Regions from separate parts of the Homo sapiens genome. Here all the other regions are linked to region 1. The links are chromatin contacts, found by Hi-C or POLR2A ChIA-PET in ENCODE. All regions are on one chromosome and are shown on one strand. Each heading gives the region's core, a stretch centred on a gene start or an enhancer-like site at or near the end of the contact. The rest is flanking DNA. Distances are from core to core; before and after follow the strand shown.

What was found. Hi-C counts contacts between places; a loop is a spot of excess contacts on that map. ChIA-PET counts read pairs that join two places held with the same protein, here RNA polymerase II (POLR2A). Pooled maps may share reads with other maps.
Region 2: a pooled map shows a loop between it and region 1 (8-fold over the local background). The contact joins two enhancer-like sites. A Hi-C loop is called at or near these places in 1 of 168 maps with a recorded cell type or tissue (ascending aorta) and 9 of 50 pooled maps. POLR2A ChIA-PET finds 5 or more read pairs at or near these places in 1 of 52 experiments (H1).
Region 3: a loop to region 1 is called in a pooled map, with 5 times the contacts of the local background. The contact joins two enhancer-like sites. A Hi-C loop is called at or near these places in 13 of 168 maps with a recorded cell type or tissue (B cell, CD4-positive, alpha-beta memory T cell, CD8-positive, alpha-beta T cell and 9 more), 20 of 37 single-sample maps with no recorded cell type and 19 of 50 pooled maps. POLR2A ChIA-PET finds 5 or more read pairs at or near these places in 2 of 52 experiments (activated T-cell and activated naive CD8-positive, alpha-beta T cell).

The regions. Positions count from the first base shown.
Region 1 is chr12:14,642,169-14,646,974 of GRCh38, reverse strand. It overlaps GUCY2C (guanylate cyclase 2C), which reads left to right. Exons shown (of 27, transcript NM_004963.4): 16 at 1,660-1,746; 17 at 3,269-3,401. Among named protein-coding and RNA genes, the nearest start is that of GUCY2C-AS1, 21 kb to the left of the region's middle. RefSeq lists an enhancer at 2,576-2,655. Within about 2 kb of position 2,559, at least 4 of the 41 ENCODE cell types and tissues checked have a DNase peak (open chromatin) inside an H3K27ac peak, as active enhancers do; they include OCI-LY7, where a contact is called at or near this core.
Region 2 is chr12:14,256,589-14,261,504 of GRCh38, reverse strand. No RefSeq gene overlaps it. Among named protein-coding and RNA genes, the nearest start is that of ATF7IP, 110 kb to the left of the region's middle. RefSeq lists a cis regulatory region at 3,106-4,035. Within about 2 kb of position 3,649, at least 40 of the 41 ENCODE cell types and tissues checked have a DNase peak (open chromatin) inside an H3K27ac peak, as active enhancers do.
Region 3 is chr12:14,236,712-14,241,044 of GRCh38, reverse strand. It overlaps the pseudogene MRPS18CP4. Among named protein-coding and RNA genes, the nearest start is that of ATF7IP, 130 kb to the left of the region's middle. RefSeq lists enhancers at 1,647-1,726, 881-1,820. Within about 2 kb of position 1,429, at least 19 of the 41 ENCODE cell types and tissues checked have a DNase peak (open chromatin) inside an H3K27ac peak, as active enhancers do; they include OCI-LY7, where a contact is called at or near this core.

The DNA of each region.
Region 1 (4,806 bases), core at 1,310-3,809:
CCAGATTTTAGGGGTCAAATCCCCAGATTGTAGGCAATTTTTCTTCGTACTTATCACAGTTATAATCTTATGTTTATTTGTCTGATTATTTTATGAGTGTCAGTTTCCTTCACCAGACTGTGCACCCTATAACAGGTCCCTTATAATCCCAGCACTAACACAGTCCCTGCTCTAGAGATAAGACTCAATAATTTTAAAGAATAAATATGCAGGTCACCTATTAAAATTGCTCAGAAAAAAACATATAAATCTGCATATACATTATGATCCCACTTTTATAATATTTATTACATATACTTTCCATATCTACATTAAAGAAGACTAAAAGAAAATACCAGAATGAGAATAAATTAGATGGTGCAATTAGCAATAATTTTATATTCTTCTTTTTTATATTGTGCAATTTTTTCACATTTTTTATAGTAAACTTGTATTCCTTTTATCATCAAAACAGAATAATATGCTTTTTACAATTTGGCAGATGAGAACAGGGTAGGATGGGTGAATGGTGCGCTAAAGGGAGAGAAGGCATAGAAAAGAATTAGTCTGTCTGCCCATAACTCCCCTCTGTCAACTTGGCCTGGTACCCACAGCCCAACCAGCCTTATCTGAAATGATTAAGGACTTTAGACCCCTCCTTGGAAATTCTTAGTACAGTGCCTGAGTTAAAACTAAAAATCAAACTGGGCTTTTTCCTAAAATAAGAAACTATTGTTATCAGTTAGAGTCCTGTTTAGAGTTCTACCGTGAAGAACAGTTATGTATTAGCTTAATTAAAATCCTGCAACTTGGTAGAACCATCATCATATTAAAATAGTGACTTGAAAATTCCAGATATAGGCGGGGCGCGGTGGCTTGTGCCTGTAATCCCAGCACTTTGGGAGGCTGAGGCGGGCAGATTGCTTGAGGCCAGGAGTTCGAGATCAGCCTGGCCAACGTAGCGAAACCCCGTCTCTAGTAAAAATACAAAAGTTAGCTGGGCATAGTGGCATGCGCCTGTAATCCCAGCTACTCAGCAGGCTGAGGCAGGAGAATGGCTGGAACCCCGGAGGCACAGGTTGCAATGAGCTGAGATTGTGCCACTGCATGCCAGCCTGGGCAACAGAGCAAGATTCTGTCTCAAAAACAAAACAAAACAAAAAAAAACAAAGAAAATTCCAGGTCATACAATTCACAAAAAAATCCAAGATCTCTCTTATTGACAGAGGACTTAGTAAACTCAAAAAAAAAAGAGCAATTAAGCTAATTTATATAACTGATTATGTGAGTAAAAACACAAGCCTAATGAAGGAATTTTCTTATAGCAATTGCCTGTTTTAAAACATGGGTCCAATTTAGATGAGACAGAACATGCAGGGCAGTCACTTGTTAAGCAGTCTCCCCGCCTGCTGCTTATTCCTCTACACCTGTCTGATGGAAGAACTGAAATTTGGGATGCTATGGGTACCTCCTGCTCATATCCAGGTGGCAAAAACCACCCAATGCTTCTTATGCAGAAAAGGAAAAAACACAGGTTCATGAAATCCCAGACAATGGAATTCCAATTTGTTCCTGATCCTAAGGTTTCATAATTTGAAGATCATTATTTGTTTCATAATAGTCTCTCCACAATATCCTTTCTTGCAACAACTTTTCTTCTTCTTCTTTTTTCCTATTCAGGAAGTTTTAAATGACACAATTTCCTACCCTGATGGCACATTCATGGATTGGGAGTTTAAGATCTCTGTCTTGTATGACATTGCTAAGGTAAGAGAAACACACACACAGAAAATATGAAAATTAAATATAAGAAAACAGATCTAACAAGTTATTCAACCTTCTGTGCATTGGTTTCTTCATCTGTAAAATGATAATAATAGCTATGTCATAGGGTTGTAGGATTTTAGGTTATGAGGATTTTGTGAAATAATGCACGTGCTTATAACAAGACCAGGTACAAGTACATGTTCAATATATATCTATCAGTTATTATTATTTTATTATATTCTTTGTAGTCTGGGTGTGAGGCATGCAGTTTCACAGATTTTCCAGAAATCAAAATCATATAAAACTACAAGAAAGACAACTGGGCTGGGCGCAGTGGCTCAAGCCTGTAATCCCAGCACTTTCGGAGGCTGAGGCAGGAGAATTGCTTGAACCCACGAGATGGAGGTTGCTGTGAGCCGAGATTGAGCCATTGCACTCCAGCCTGGGTGACAGAGTGAGACTCCATTAAAAAAAAAAAAAAAAAAAAAGACAACTGAATCCTCAACTTTACAAGAGAAAATCTTAAGTACAGGAAACCATCTTGCAGGAATCAATAATAAATGTGGACATGCATATTTTGAGACGTGATAGGAAAACAGAGTGGACACCAGTAACCAGGGCCTCATTCAAGAATGAAGACAAGTTGGTTGTGAGAGGGAGCTGTTTGATACAGTCTTAACTCACCTGAAAGTTATATGGGTTCAGAATCAGTTTGAAAAATGTGTTATGAAAATCGATTTGCCACACACGTCACTCCTGTGATCCAGGCTGAAAATCAGCTTCAGCTGAGACACCCTCTAACCACAAGAGAGAAGCACATCAGCCAAAAACAGGCTTCCTCTTTTTTTATTTTTTTATTTTTTGAGACGGAGTCTCACTGTGTCACCCAGGCTGGAGTACAGTGGCGCGATCTCAGCTCACTGCAACCTCGGCCTTCCAAATTCAAGCGATTATCCTGCCTCAGCTTCCTGAGTAGCTCGGCCTCCCAAAGTGCTGGGATTACAGGCATGAGCCATCACGGGGGCCAGGCTTCCCCTTTTGAAACAGAATGAATGAAACATTGCTTCAAAATAGGATGAAACCACTTCCACTTTAGGAAATAATCTAGCCTGGCACCCTGCCCCTTTGGAAAAGCAAGGCACTATTATTCATATTTTTATTTTAAATTCATGTAAAACAGGACCAGAGACCTACCCAGGGTCACAGACCAAATAAGTGGTAAGCAGAAACACTTAAAAAAAATCAACCCTTTGCCTCATATTATACACAACTACTTAAGCAGATATTTTAGACAATTCCCTTTTACTCTGTCATTTAAACAGACTTTGAAACTAGATATAAAGTGTAGGCAAATATTAGGGCTTCAGTAATATTGTTAAGGTAAAAATAGTGGGACTAAAATTAAAATCTGATGGTGTGACCATCTGCTGAAATGGTTTCCAAATGTCACTTTTTTCTTTAAAATAATCAAGCAGCTGAAGTGTGTCACATTTCTGTTTTTCTATCATCTAAAAAATTACAGGGAATGTCATATCTGCACTCCAGTAAGACAGAAGTCCATGGTCGTCTGAAATCTACCAACTGCGTAGTGGACAGTAGAATGGTGGTGAAGATCACTGATTTTGGCTGCAATTCCATTTTACCTCCAAAAAAGGGTCTGTAATGAATGAAATGTTCACTAGTTTCCTAACTGATTTTTTTTTCAAACCCATGTAGCGTGGTCAGGAAATTGTAATACTGATCAGAAGATAAGCACTTAAAGCCACAAGAGACAACAGCTGGCTCATTCTCCAGAACTTCACACTTGTCAGTCAACGAGTATTTCCTGAGTTAAACAAATGTCCTCTGTGGATTTCCTTCATCCATGCGTCCCTTGCTACACTGAGAAATCATGAATAACTTAATGGCTTGTGGGAGCAGAACTAGCTGAAAAAAATATAGAAGGTTAGAGCAGGAAGAGACCTTAGACATCGTCTAATTTAAGCTTTTTCCTTTATAGAGGACAGCACTGAGACTCAGATTTGTCCAAGAAGGTAGAGTACAAACCAGAAGACCCATTTCCCATTCAAGACATCATTCATTTATGTGTGGTAATAAGAAATGTTAAGGAAAAAACTCTAACCAGTAAAATATATTCTTACCTCTTTCAGGATTGTGGTGAGAGTCAAAAAAGATAACATAAAGAAAACGGATTTGTAAAGTATAAAGGGCTTTTCGTGTTGAACATTTACCCTTTCTTGACTATGACTCACAGTTAAACAGACTCAGATATCTAGAACTCATGTTGCCTTAAAATACTACCTAGATCCAAACACCAAATTATATTTCTAATTCAACTTTGCAATCCTTTCGTTTTTCCTTAATAAAAGGAAAATTGCGATTCTGTCCCTACATCCACAGCCATTTCAAGCATAATATGATATTGAACTCAATCTAATAATTTCTTATTGAAGACCTGTGCCAAGCCTGGTTCATGACATAGTAGTACAAATCGTCATCAGATAACCTAGCATGACACAAATCAGATAAATTACAGGTCAAATCCTATCATCTTAAACAGCACTCGCTTATACCTACCTACCTATGGCATCAGTTACCTAAAATTTTAGCATAAGTAGATTTACTTACCTTTTCTACAACCCCTAACCTTTATGATCAACTATGCATGAATCACAATTCACAAAAATTCACAAGACACAAATTCAAAAAGGTGATGTACATTTGGACAGAGAACCAAATAAGGAAAGTGTGCATCATCATAAACATATTATTGCACCTAACAACATGAAACTATACATGTTTCATTGAAACTGGTGAAGGTAAGTCTTAAAAAGTTTATAAGGAGCTAGGTGATCCTGAAAAACTTACGAAGCATGTTGAAGAAAAATTAATTGCATGCCCGTTATTACTAAATAAGGTGTGTAATAAGGATTCAAAACTCGAGTATCTATAGGAGCTAAATACAGCATTGCACTCATGTGAAGTGAGTGAACTAGATGTAAGCACTAGGGAGTGGCAGGGACAGGAGTAAACTGTGAGTAAATTACATGCGATACTTTT
Region 2 (4,916 bases), core at 2,400-4,899, 390 kb after region 1:
TCTGTCAAAAAAAAAAAAAAAGTTTCTGTGGAATGGACAACATATTTGGGCCTTAATTTAATATCCATAGTTCATCCAATTAACTCCTTCCAAGGGTTCTCTGGCAGTGGTTCTTAACTTAGTCCCTGGGGGTGGGGGATGGGCAGGGACTGCATTTCCTGTCACCAAGTGACCTTAGGGCAACAAAATCTCTAGCGTAGACTGGAAAGTGTGCGACCCATGACTTCTCCAGTAATGAGGGACCCTCTCTCCTCCATCACTGCACAAAGGGACTGCTGCAGAGGTGTAGGTCTAGTTCTGGCTTTTCCGATTTTGTCATGGATTGGGCTCCTCGGGGACACCCAGACACAGAGAGCAGGACTTTTATTGCCACGAGGTAGCCGAACTCTTAACCTTTCTGGTTTATATAACTATTAAAAAATGACATTATTTGTAAGTGTGGACACTGATGGAAAATCGTCGGTTATTAGGCATACAGTAACTGCTGTTGTTCCTGGTCTTGCAGGCCTGGACTGACTACCGCGATGTTACCCTCATCTTTAAGGGCTGTCACACCCTAGCTCAGAGAGAGCAAGGGACAACCTTCAATGCGCTGGGTGTAGTCAGGCTGTAGATCATGTGAAAGCCTGGAGGAGTACAGTCACCAGCTGGTTCACTGTCTTCCTTGCAGCCCACTTAGCAGTAGTTTCGGAACTCGCTGGAGGAGGCTTGCGGGGGTGGGGCTGGAATGCCTCCTGCATTCCTCCTCGCCTCTTCCTCCTGGCTGCATTTGCGGGTGCGGGGGAGGGGCGAGCGCAGGGAGCAGAGCGCAGCGGCTGAGTCCAGCCAGCGCTGGTGGCTCCCAAGGCCCCGAGCACGTGGACACCAACCCTCCTCACATTATCTGGTAGGTTTATCACAAAGTCGGCAAAGGCAGGGCCTCCTTCACAAAGCCTTCTAAAAGACGCCCTGGTTCTCAAATTACAGTTTTGCAGAGGTCAAGTTCATTCATGCTTACTAATCTCTCATCTATAAAATGGGGATAAAAGAAAAATTACAGCAAATATTATTCACAAAAAGGAACCTTGCCTAACAATGCAGCGTTCATTTCCTGTGAAGAGTGGAGAGGAACTAAGTAATTGCACTTTGTTGATTTTATTTCAGCCAGATAACAAAGAAAGATCCTATACAACAAATGTTTCCCCTTTGTTCCCCGCCTTGTAAAGAGTCATTTCTCTATGGAGAAAGACTCCCCTTTGTGCATTCCCTAACCCGACAGGCCACGGGGATTATGAAGAGCGAGCTCTCTGGAGCTGTTTTCCTGGTTAGAGACATTGTTCTGGAAAGCAGACTGGGTTGCCATGGTGACGGCTCCCGGGGCCTCGCCCTGCCCCTCTCCACCCCGCCTGCTTGTGCTGCCTCCTGGTACCCCGCCAGGCCCGATTTCAAGTGTTCCTCCCCGCACAGCACGGAAATGGCAGGGAAATTCTAAACTCTTTTTCCCAGAGTGCCTCTGGGGGCGAAAGGCAGAAAAAAAAAAATCCCTTGTCAGACCGTTCTGAATTGTCCTTGAAAAAAACAGGCATTAGATTGAAAGCTTGTTGAAGGCAGGAACCAACCATGTTCTCATCACTGAACCAATTCTTCCCCTCTCGCTATGACCATCTTCCCCCAGCCGGAAGTAGGCTGACACGTAGTAGGATCTGAAAAAGGGTTTATAATCCGTTGCCAGTGAGGTGGCGGGTATAGTATCAGCTTAAATGTATGGATTTTGGAGCCAGAATCTTTACCTGCCACATTATAGATGTGTAACGTTGGTAAAGTACCGAATCATTCCAAACTTCATTTTCCTCATCTCTAAAATGGGGACAATAATTCCTAACTTGGAAATGTACGGTGTGTATGTTATAATTTAAGATAGGAAACACTTGGTACTGCCTGGTTTATAGTGAGTTCTCAGTATTATGGTTATTACTGTTTTTTAAAATTTATTTATTTATTTATTTTTTGAGACAGAGTTTCACTCTGTCGCCCAGGATGGAGTGCAGTGGTGGCATCTCGGCTCACTGCAACCTCTGCCTCCCTGGTTCAAGCAATTCCCCTGCCTCAGCCTCCCGAGTAGCTGCGATTACAGGCGCACACCACGACGCCCAGCTAGTTTTTGTGTGTTTTTTTTTAGTAGAGACGGGGTTTCACCATTTTGGCCAGACTGGTCTCAAACTCCTGACCTCAGGCAGTCTGCCCCCCTCGGCCTCCCAAAGTGCTGGGATTACAGGCGTGAGCCACCACACCCAGCGGTTATTACTGTTATCCTCTCCAGCCTACTGCATCTTCATGTGGGGCAATTCATTGTTCCCTACCAAAAAAGAAACAAATCCTAAAGAAAGAAAAGACCTATCAGAATCCCCAGCAGTCCAGATCTAATAGTTAATGAAATGGACGTAGAAGAGCTTCATGAGTTACTTATTTGTGTAATAAACATTAAATAGAAAATGTCAGCAACATGTTTCGTGTGTTTGATTTTCGCACATTAATAATGTAGAGTGGATTGTGTTCCAATTTTCCATCTATGTATCCATGGTAAAAGGAATAAAATAGCATTTTCACATCTTTCAGCTGATCTTCTTCCTTTTCCCTTCCCCAGTCTCTTAGGAATATTTCTGAAACCTACAGCCCTGCTTATAATTGAGCCTGTGCATGGGAGAGTCGTAAGCTCCATGCCCTGCCCCCCAGCTCGCACCAGGGCTGACTTCAGTCAGAGAAGCCCTGGGTCTGGAGGCATTTAGTGCCTCTGGAAGATTCTAAACATCTTTGGACACTTAGGGGAGAGGGAATTTACACACACACACAGTGTCCCACCAGGCCGACCTGGACTTTGTGTACAACTCCTAGGAATTTTTGGTGGGGAAGGGCTGTACTGGTTCGGGAAGGTTCTGAGCCAAACTTGGCCACAGGCAGTGCACAGCCTCCACAGCTGCAGACCACAGTTCAGTCTACTAGACAGTGTTAGAGGAGCCATTTCAGGGTGGGACTGATCAGATCTTAGGAGGTTCTGGCACTTGGGGGAGGGGAGCGGAGGACAGGATTATCATTCCATTGTTACCTAATACTGCTGTGTCTCTTAGTTGAGAAAGGCATGTACGGCTTGTATGTATTTCTGGACGCAGATGAAAAGAGAATGTTGACAGTATTGGGTATGGGTACTGCCATTTCATGCATAGGGCTGAAGGAGGTCCGATAATGACTTGTACAAGTGCCACTTGTATGTGGGGCGCTCCCACAACGCCTATGTTCAGTGTATTTTGAGGTTGTGCAATACAGCAAAGCTGTTGGAAAGGTGGTGTGAACTGCAGGGTGTGAAGTGCTGTTCCCTCTCCTTCAGACCCTCTCGCACATTCCCCCCCCCACCACCAGGCACACACATGAAACTACAGGAGACACATAATCCTCCCCTCCCCCAACATTGCAGACAGCTTTCTCTGAAAACTGATACCCTGAGGCCCTTTTTCCCTTACCAGCCACAATTAGGAGCAGCAAGACAGAAAATGCGGACTGGATTATGGCACAGAGACAGTGCTGTGTGATTTCTCTTTCTGGAAGAGGCCACTGTCCACGCTCCAGGCCTTATATTTCATCTGACTTTGCCACTACTGGCAGCAGCTTTAGGCTCCAGCGAGTCCAGGCCAAATCCAGTTCTTTCTGCGAAGTCCATGCTGGATTTTCTCTTTCACCCTAGTGAAGTCTCTGCCGAGGCTGTTGTTCTCAATCCAGCTCAGAAACTGGCTCAAACCGCCCTGAACTGGATTTGGTGGCTGTTGAGACACAGTTTCTGCCTCTTTGTTAGGGCGGATCCGGCCTCATTCGCGCTTCAGTTTCCCTCCCTCCTGTTTTCCCAGAGTCATCTACAGCCATTCCCCTCCCCCGGCCTCTCCAGTTTGGCATTTTTTTTTTACCCTTCCCTGGGCCAAGACCCCATAAAGCAGATTAAATTCTTTAATAAAAAAGTGGATTTAGATTGTAAACCTTCTGCTTTTATTACATTAAGTTCTGCTTTCCTCAAAGTTGTTATCTAACCAGTTGACATGGTGCCCTTAAAATCTTGGCTCGCATCCTAACCTAGAAATAACTTTAATTTTCACTCTGGATGGGAATAACTTTAAATTTCCCATCAAAGACTGAAGGGCTTTGGTGCAGTACATTGTTCATTTCCGTTTTGTAACCATATTTAAATTAAAACAATTTATTCATTTCTTTGCTGATAAATGACATAGTATGTGTAGAATTTTTAAAACAGTCACCTATACTGGCTTGTCTATTGCAACTGTGCAATTCCTAGAGGAAGAACTAAAGAACTGGGATGTTTTTGGTTTTCGAACCTGTAATTGTAACCCTGAATCCGATTCTATGAATTGTACAGTGACGAAGGCTGTTGGGGGAACACGTGGGGACCATTCCTGACAGAATACCGGTGGACACAAAACTGGGAATGTGACGAAATAAGGAGGATAGGACACGCCTGGGTTTTTGCAAGTTCCCTTTATAGAAAATTTAAACATTTCTTATGTTTTGGAACTAGATAGAGGTGACGGTTCCATAACACTGTGAATGAGGTAGATGCCACTTAATTGCACACTTTAGAAGGGCTAGTTTTATGTTATGTGGATTTTGCTTCAATAAAAAAGGGGCTTTGTTTTAAGAATTTCTCATTTTCTTTTTGTGTTTTTTGAAAATTCAGAGAAGAGACAGATAATAACCCTAATCTGGGTGTGGCTTCGTTGCGTGCTTCACGACTCTCTGGTCTCCCTCTGCTGGCCAAACTGCGCAACATGTCACCATGTCCCAAGGCCTCTTGAGAATGTCTCAATTTTATGTCGAAGCACAAATGCAAGGCTACGTTACTAAGAATCACTCTCCAAACCTGGTTTCATGTGCATTTT
Region 3 (4,333 bases), core at 180-2,679, 400 kb after region 1:
AGCTAGTAGGGATCGTAAGGAGATGGGGAGGGGTAGAAGAGTAAAGCTGGGCTATCATCCTCATGTTTCTCTTTCGTTCAGGGTTTTCTTATTTACTTAAATAGTCTATGTGAACATGGAGAAAATATGGCAGACACAAATCCAGTTCTTGACACGGGTGTGGTAAGAGTTGGGGGTGGGGTAGAGGTGCTGATATGAGTGCAAGGGAAGGAAAGAAGAAAGAGAAAGCCAAACCCAGAAGGAAAAATAAAAGGATGTAAGGGTCAGATCCGGGCATTTTATGAAAGCTCTCTAGTGAATTCTGTTTTTCATCTAGACAGAATCAGCCAATGCAAACTCTTTGAGGCAGAAGGAGGCCAGCATGGCTGGGCTGGGTGACTGAGGGGCAGGATGGTAGGAGTAGAGGTGAGAGGTGGGGTGGGGACACTGTAGGAAACAGGATTTGGCTCTTACTCTGATGTCTGGACTAACAGCGTTTTGCTAATCTCATCCATAAATTCTCTTATCACTTGGGAGGAGATTTGTCAAACTCTCCCCTCCCCTTCACCGCCACCCTTATGGGGTTAGTCTCACTGTGCCTGGGGCTAAGGAGTGGGGCATTTCTAACCCTCGGCATCTGCGCAAAGGGCTGATGGGTAGTTTCCAAGTCAGAACTGGAAGAACAAGTCAAATCTGGGTTGCCAGTCAGGTGGGATAAATAAAGAATGGGAGCCAAGGTAGGGAGTCAAATGCAGGGCTTTAAGGAACCACGCCAGACAGGAGGGAGGGGCAGCGGTGCAGGCCAGCGGGAGGGAGGGATTCAGGAAGTGAGGCGCAGACATGGCAGTTTAATTTATCTTCATCACAAATCTTGAAATCACTGGAGCAGCTACTTGCCCTCTTACAATCTAGACATCAATCTAGAGTTTCAATTTCCTCTTACCAGTCTTCTATTTTTTCATTTGTAAGATATTCCCCTTGATAAAGAAAAGAGAAGTGAAATTGTTAAAATACCAATTTTCTTTGTTTGTCAGCGTCGCCATCTCAGTCCATTCTCTTCCCACAGCCACAGCAATCTTTCTAGTAAGCAAAGCTGATTGTGTCTGGCTCTCTCTCACATTTACAATAAAATCTAAACTTTTCTCTCTTTTTTTCTCTTTTTTTTGGGGGGTGTCAATAAACCTTCCCTAATTTTATCCCCGCCCCCTTTTAGAAAACGTTCCTGGATCATCGCTGCATTTTTGCTATTCCTTTCTGTAACCTTGCCATTCAAAGAGATGCCATTTGCGGTTACAGCAGTTTTTCAACAGTGGCAGTATTTGAGGTCAGATAATTCATTTGTCGTGGTTGGCTGTCTGTGCACTGTGGGACGTTTAGCTGCATCCCTGACCTTTACCCACTAGCTGCCAGTAGCACTCCTCCAGTGGTGACAAGCAAAAATGTTACCAGACATTTCGAAATCTCCCCCGGGAGCGATATTGCCTCTGGTTAACCATTGGGATAGGGTGTGCTGTTTCATGTCTACCCTCCCCTACGCCTGCTCCTCTTTCTGCAGGCAGTGGCCTTCTCCCTGTGGTTATCCTGGCAAACGCAGGCTCATCTCTCAAAATCTCTGCTCCGTGCTCCCTCCCTGGTGAAGCCTTCCCCGTCTGTCAAGGTGGAGTTAGGCAAGTTGGCCCTCCCATTTAGATGGCACCTTGCTATTAGAGTCAGATCGAATTGTAATTCAATGGAGTTGTCTGTTTCCATCTCAGGCTGAGGGTTTAGAAGGTCAGATTGTTTTTTAGTATTTTGTCTCCTGTACCCAGTTAAGTACCTGGGCCAGAATATTGACATCTAGGTGTATCTTTAACAATTTATGTTTCAATGTTGGAAATGATTAAAACAGTTTAGAAATAACATTTAAAGGCAGATTAATTTTTTTTGCCTCATAACTGATATGATGTCTGTGATATCTAGATTTTAATAAGCCACCACATCTCACATATGATATTTTGTATATGATTTGTGAATAGTTGCCTCTAGTTATTAAACTTGTTTTTGTCAGGTCGGGCCACACAGTCCCACGCCTGTAGTCCCAGCACTTTGGGAGGCCGAGGTGGGAGGATCTCCTGAGCTTAGGAGTTTGAGATCAGCCTAGGCAACATGGTGAAACCCCATCCCTACAAAAAAATATAGAAATTAGCCAAGGGTGATGGTGCATGCCTGGAATCTTACCCCAGAGGCTGAGGCAGGAGGATCACTTGAGCCCCAGAGACGGAGGCTGCAGTGAGCCAAGATAGCACCGCTGCACTGCAGCCTGGGTGACAGAGCGAGACCCAGGTCTCAAAAGAAAATAAAAGAAAAAAGAAACAAATAACAAACTAAGACACAAACACACTCATTATCCTAGGCCTCATTAGGCGATAGAAATTTTTCAGCCCCGTTGTAATCTGTTGTATTTTCAGTCCGAATATCTACTGAACTGTCATGTGTCATGTGAGTGTACTCTTGAATAACCACCTGCATAAAGCCACGCTATTATTTGACAATAATTTAGTATTTCTGCATTTTTAGTTATTTAGGACCAACTATACTTTAAAACGTTATTCCATTTGGGAAGCTCATTATCTATCAATAATAATTGTGAAAAATATTTTTAACATTTGATTTTTAAATACCTTACCAATGCTGCCATCTCCTGGATGCTTTTAAGCACTGTAACAATCAAGGAAGCTTACAGTTCTTAATAGTGGTTTCCAAAAATAACATGATATATGCCTATCAAAAGCTTTTATTTTTTGCCCCGTTCTTTTTCTTTTTATTTTTTTGGTTAGTTTGCAGAAGGCCTGTATACATTTTTACTATTTGCTCCATAAAATAGTTGACTATCTACCTACCTTTCTAACCTCCCACCGCTGGAGACAGAATGGTGTAGTAGTACTGTAGTGTAAAGTGATTATGCTACTTTTATTTTGCCTCTCTAGACCAATATCCACCCTTCTCTACTCTGCTTTGTGTCCTAGGAGGCAGAGACTGACCTATATGGAATGCATCAAGAAGCTATCTTGACTTTTAGCTTCAAATTGGGTCTGGGCAATGGGAAGCACTCAAAGGAAATTAAAGAGAAAGAAGAGCGTAGAGCTGGAGAGTTTATCCCCCCCAGCTCCCTTCTTATGAGGTCCCAGGGCTCTGTCCCTTCAATGAAGGTCATATCCCCAACAAGAGCCCTTACCAAAATAGTTCACTCTATGTTAGGGAAATAGTATTTACATCCTTTCTATATCTTTCAGGCCTAAAGATGATAACAGTACCTAAATGTTGTGAAACCCAGAGCACTTTGCTGTCCCCTGGGGTTATCCTACATTCTGTCCATACCTTTTAGATGCTCCTTTTATTAAATAGCTCCTTAAATTACCTAGCTTGAATATATTTCATTTCGTCCCGACCAAAACAATGAGAATAATGATAGCACTTAACTCAGGCTTGTTACAAGTGTTAAGTAAGTTAAAACGTGATTAATGTTTAAACCATGTCTAAGAAAAGAGATAAAAATGAAAGCAATAGGAAAGAAAATGATAGTGATAGGAGACAAAGATGATCCAATACTAGGATAATTGCTATTTGTTTAGTGGTTAGAAGTTCCCCCAAATCAAATATTTCTATTGAAATTGTCTTTAAATAAACAATTCAGAGATAAAAAAGAGAAAAACTTTTGTTTTAACTGTAAAATAAGTTTATTGGTGGTAACCTTATATAATTTTATTCCTGATAATTGATGTTACAAACTTTGGGGTCTTTGAGGTATGCAGTATCCTTGTATGTAACTTGCATAAACCCCATTATTTGAGCTCTCTTAATTGCTTTTGTGATTTCTTTCCGTGTCTTCCCACAAAGACCTGTTACGTGCCTTCCATAAATGCATCCAGTAAATGGAGAAATAAAATGAGACAAAAGCGGTACATTCTTATAATTTACATGCTTTCCACATGATATCTATGTTAAGCGTGTCTATATAAGAGACCACCTGAGCAGGCTTAGTGTCAGCAACAAGGCTGTTTATTCACTTGGGTGCAAGTGGGCTGAGTCCGAGAAAGGAGTCAGTGAAGGGTGGTGGGATTATCACTGGTTCTTATAGGTTTGGGATAGGCGGTGGAGTTAGGAGCAATTTTTTTTTGTGGGCAGGGGATGGATGTTACAAAGTACATTCTTAAGGGTGGGGAGGATGTTACAAAGTACATTCACAAGGGCAGGGAGGAGGTATTGTCACAAGGAGGGGGTGGGGATGTTACAAAGTACATTTACAAGGGCAGGGAGGGTGTATTGTCACAAGGCAGGGAGGAATGTTATAAAGTACATTCACAAGGATGGGGAA